2 separate regions of the Homo sapiens genome follow, and region 1 is linked to region 2. The links are chromatin loops, found by intact Hi-C in ENCODE. Cell type or tissue: heart left ventricle. All regions are shown on one strand. Region 1 overlaps GNA12 (G protein subunit alpha 12). Region 2 overlaps GNA12 (G protein subunit alpha 12).

Region 1 (2,500 bases), 68 kb after region 2:
CACAGCAGCTCTGTTCATCATAGCCCCAAACTGGAAGCAAGCTGTGGTGCACCATACCATGGACCATTACCCAGCAACAAATGGGAGTTCACTACGGAAATGCAACAACTTGGATGAAGCTCTAGGATGTTATGTTAAACGAAAAGTCAGTCTCAAAAGATCACGCACTATGCGATTCTGTTTAATAACATTCTTGAGGTGACAAGATTACAGAGATGGACAAGAGATTCATGGTTGCCAGGGGTTAGTAATGGGAAAGACAGGGGGAGAAGTGACTAGAAAGGGGCAACACGAGGAGATCTTTGTGGTCTGGACTGTGGTGGTGGTTACAGAAACCTACACAGGTGAGGAAAGGGCGCACAACCACACACAGTGTCCCAAAGCCCGTCTCCTGACTTCAACAGCATACTGAAATTATGTCTGTCATAACCACTGGGAAAAACTGCCTGCCTCTCTGTACTATCTTTGCAACCTCCTGTGAACCTATACTTATTTCAAAATAAAAAGTTTTTAAAAAGTTAACTAGCGACCACGGCAATGTAAGTTCCAACGATGTGATGTGGAGAGGGAGGGTTAGCAGAGGCCGAAGGCAAAGAGATAGTAGGGAAGGGAGGCTTGCTAAAACCCTAACTGGAGGTGGGCCTCAGACGGAGCTTTCCGAAGGGTGGGTTCATCTGAGCGAGTGGCAGTGGTGGACTGGAATCTACCTAGAGGGAAAATGTGACTTGAATAAACTCTCCACTTTCCTTCCTCCCGGCTCCCCCACTGTGATTCCTCCTCCGGGTCCTCATCTCCCCACTTCCTTTGACTACACCACACCAAACTCTTGCCTTTCCAAAAGGACAAAACCAAAAAGGTTCAAGAACCCAAGGAAACAAAGGCAATTCCTCTTTTCCCCACTATGCACAACAAAAACTATCTCGGCACGGAGAAGGTAGCACACAGATTTCTCTGGCGAGGTCTCGGGCAAAGGGTCTCGGTGCCTTTGTACAAATCAGAAAAACGCTCTCCATCATCCAGGCAGATGCGGCCCAGCCTGGCAACAGTGGCTTGGATGGGGTTTCAGCCTCCATGCCCTCCCAATCAAGTCACCAACCCTCCCGCTATCCGGGAAGGCCCTGCTCGTCCAACTCAAATACAGAAATTGGGTCCGACCCACCAGGTATCTATTCAGGTGCTATTTTTACAAATGAAAAGTTTAGCTTCACAAGGAGTACAATCTCACTCAGAAGTTAAATCAATAACCCCTAGGAAGTTTCATTTTTATGTCAAAGACGAAGTCAGGGGGCCAGGTAGGACTTGGAAGGCCAAAGGTCACTTACGAAGACTGCAGGACTGCACACACCAGGCCTTCCCCAACTATCAGGGTGAACATAGGTTTGGCTTAAAAACACACACACGCAAAACTGGCCCATGCAACAGCAGTCTATTCCCACCGCACAATCCGCCCAAGCAGGCTGGAGCTGGTCCAAATGAACTGCACCCAACCACAAGAAAAGACTCCTCCTTTCCCTTTTTCAAAACACAAGAAAGGTGGCTAAACTACTGATGAGCTTTGAACAGTTAAGTAGTAGTTTTGTAAGCTTTGTAGTTACAGTCCATTTTCCCTTCCTTTGAAGGAAAAAAGGCATTAAAAAAAAAAGATGTCTCTCTTTTGCCCTTTTACATTTATTCTAGTCAAAAACTGCTCTCTGCCAACTTTGTTCTGAAAATCCACATCTGAGTTCCAGCGAAGTTTTCTACTTGGGGACATTTGGCTAAATTCTGAGTCCCCTTTTCTTCCTTTTTAGAGAGAGACGTAAGCTCTCTCTGGAGTTTAAAGCCTGTAACAATAATGTATTTACCGTACTTTTGCAGAACTGATAGTTACACTTTTACCATTGTTATATAGAATTGCTAAAGTCTTAAAAGTAAAATACTAGTATAGGAGGCATATTATAATAAACCTCTTACTCCTGTCCTTTTCCAATGAAAGACCAATTTTCTAAAACACAAAAGCCAAGAAAATCCTAAAACTCACATACACTTAAAATAAATAAGAACGACAACTCATTCAAGTCTCTTTAATAGCTAAGAGAAAAATCCTTTTTTCAGTAATGGTATTACTGAAGTATTAATTGTTTGAATAACCATACATTTTATTTGGTTACCCAAATATAAACGGTTAAAGTCTCAAGCAGTTTGATGACTTCATCTCAATACAATGTCACACTTCAAACTGTTCAGACAGCATATTTTTAAGACAACTTATAAATCCAGCAACTTAAACTTCTAGTCAAAGTATAGATTCCCTCTCTGCTGGGGATGTAGATTTTTTTTGGGGGGGTGGGGGGTGGGGTTCAATTTTGCTGGATGAAGACCAAAAACTGCAAATCCTGTTATCTCATTTCAAAATAGATTATGTTAGTTTAGCCCCTAATCAAACCAAATCTTTTAAGATTAGTCATTCCTTAGTAAAATCTTCCCACAATAAATACCAAAGCTACGATAGACATAAAAT
Region 2 (2,500 bases):
CAGAGGAAATTTACCATCTTTTTTGTTTCCATACCAGAGATACCTTTTTATTTTTCTAACTCCTAAAGCTTATAGCTTCCAAAACCTTACTGTGAATTAATTTAGGTTTTGAATGTGATGTAAATTCAATCTGCAATACATTTAATGTTATTCTTAGACAATTCTTTAAGTCTTTAGCGACACACAGGCAAGCATACTCTTCACTCACTTTGACTTTGCACTATTAATAATCCTCCAGGCCAGGCACGGTGGCTCACACCTATAATCCTGGTGCTTTGGGAAGTGGGAGGAATACCTTGAGCCCAGAAGTTCAAGAACAGCCTGGGCAACATAGTAAAACCCCATATTTACAAGAAGTAAAAACATTAGCTGGGCGTGGTGCCTCATGCTATAGTCCCAGCTACTTGGGAGGCCGAGACAGGAGGATCATTTGAACCTAGGAGGTTGAGGCTACAATGAGTTACGATCGTGCCACTGTACTCCAGCCTGGGTGACAGAGTGAGACCCTGTCTCAAAAAATCGAAAAACAAAACAGAACAAAAAACCAACAAAACACCTCCCGTGATGAGTGCACACACCACTCAGGCAGCTTCTTGCCAAAACACCAAACACGGACATGATCATGCCTCGATCTAGAGGTCTGACTACCACCCACGGGGTGTGCAGGGGACAGAGAAACATCTTCAATAACACTGCAGGGGTGGAAGAGCAAAGTCCACATGGTAAGAAACCCTACAGGATAAATAATCCAGTTACTCCAATAAACAAGTTGAAAGAAAAAAAGGAGAGACATACAGATTAACACTTAAGTGATCCTGACCAATGGCAATGCATGACCTTATTAGGTTGTTGATTCAAACTCTGCTAAAACAAAGCAAAATCAACATGAAAACATTAATGAGACAACAGGGAAAATCTCTAAACTGACTAGGTTGACATTACGGAATTACTGCCAATTTTTCAGGAGCCATACGGTACTGCGGTTGTCATTTTTCGTCTTGTCTTTTTGAGGTACACTCTAAAATATTCTCTGCATTTGCTCCCGGAGGCCGGGGGAGGGCTGCTGAAACAAGACTGGTAATCAGTGATAACTGCCATGCCTGGGGTTTCATTAGACTATTTGTTTTTGAGTATGTTTGAATTTTCCATGAGATAAAGGAAGTCCTCCTTTCACTCATGAACTCCTCTGTCTGTCTCCTTTATGGTGATCTGGGCAAAGGCAGTTTCCTCCCCTCCCCACTGAGACGGGGCCCAGATCCAAGTGAGAGCGTGCCATTACAGTACTATTCGTGGTAATGTGACAGAACAAGCTCGGCCTGTCAGTCCAGCCAAAGTCCTCACAACGTGGACTGCTTTGGTCTCTGGACACGTTTTCTAACCCTGGAGCCCAGCTTCTTCGGGCGGGCGTGCTTACTCACCAGCTGGCCGATCCGGTCCAAGTTGTCCAGGAAGTACTTCACCGACTCCCCCTGTCAGGAAGGAAGAATATTCACAGCTCAGTCTGGACTGAGGAATCCTGATGTGGCAAATACAAGAACTGAACAGGGTAAGAGCAGTGGCATTTCGCCTCCGTGTGAATGGGAAAGCAAAGGAAAAAGGCAGAGAGTGTCCGTGTGTTTTCTAAAATAAAAAAACTACCATTAAAGAAAATGTTTAATGCAGGTTCTTTAGCTCCAACCCCAAGGTTCAAATTCTGGCTGTTTTTCAATTTTCGCTGCTGGGTTTTGGTGTGTGGTGCGATGCAGGCCCCTCTGATGGGGGACTCTCTTTCCAGACATGAAGGCTGGCCCACTCCTGGCCATGCGGCCAGCAAAGGACAGGCTAGAATAGGATTTTAGATTTTGGCTCCTGGGTACAGTCTTGCTTCTGTCGAAGATGGCCTAAGGGACCCAAGACATTGTCCTTAAAGACAAAACATCCTGACGAAAAGGAGCATCTAGCAAAACATCTTCCAGTTTCTAGAAAGAGTCCATTATTCCTTCCCACATTTTTATGACCTGATTTATAGTAGCAAACACAGGGGAATCTTCCATTTGGATTGTTGTGGTGGAATGATGGCCAGTCTTCTCCTGCCTGGACCAATCATCGATACAATCTGAGACGTGTTCCATAGTGCGAAGGGCCCTGCGGAATCACCCAGGACCCCGTTTCAGGAAGCGCTGAGCCGCCAAATGCGAGGCACACACGGGGCACGGGAGGAGCCGGGAGAGCGCAACCACCGACCACAGAGCAGCCCGCATATGAACAGGCACGCAATGAGTCCCTTCAAAGGTAGCGTATTAAAAACCAATTATACCACTTTCTATAAGATTCCACTTTGAACCCTGCTCTAAAGACAGACACCAGCAGGCGGGGTCAAGGCTTCCAGGCTGCCCTGACATCAGGGCTTGTGGGAAGAGCAGTCACTTTCTGTGTTCTCATGGAAATGTACAGGGGCAAGGTCATACACATGTGGCGAGCTGACGCAGGAGAATTTTAAGGAGAGAAGGCCATCAGAATG

Evidence for each region. Hi-C counts contacts between places; a loop is a spot of excess contacts. Peaks named below come from ENCODE experiments on the same cell type or tissue, not always from the same donor. Only the 100,000 strongest peaks of a DNase experiment are listed, where the experiment ranks them.
Region 1: a loop joins it to region 2, with 1.9 times the contacts of the local background. A loop is called at or near these places in 7 of 110 quality-filtered maps.

What each region holds. Positions count from the first base shown.
Region 1 is chr7:2,800,075-2,802,574 of GRCh38, forward strand. The region is part of intron 1 of GNA12 (G protein subunit alpha 12); the gene reads right to left. Among named protein-coding and RNA genes, the nearest start is that of GNA12, 43 kb to the right of the region's middle. In heart left ventricle, no CTCF peak of the experiment used is centred here; a DNase peak (open chromatin) is centred at 1,442; H3K4me3 peaks cover 408 bases; H3K27ac peaks cover 1,671 bases.
Region 2 is chr7:2,732,033-2,734,532 of GRCh38, forward strand. GNA12 (G protein subunit alpha 12) reads right to left here. Exons shown (of 4, transcript NM_007353.3): 3 at 1,419-1,469. It also overlaps a transcript of AMZ1 not described here. Among named protein-coding and RNA genes, the nearest start is that of AMZ1, 45 kb to the left of the region's middle. RefSeq lists an enhancer at 1,707-2,500. In heart left ventricle, no CTCF peak of the experiment used is centred here; a DNase peak (open chromatin) is centred at 1,378; H3K27ac peaks cover 1,179 bases.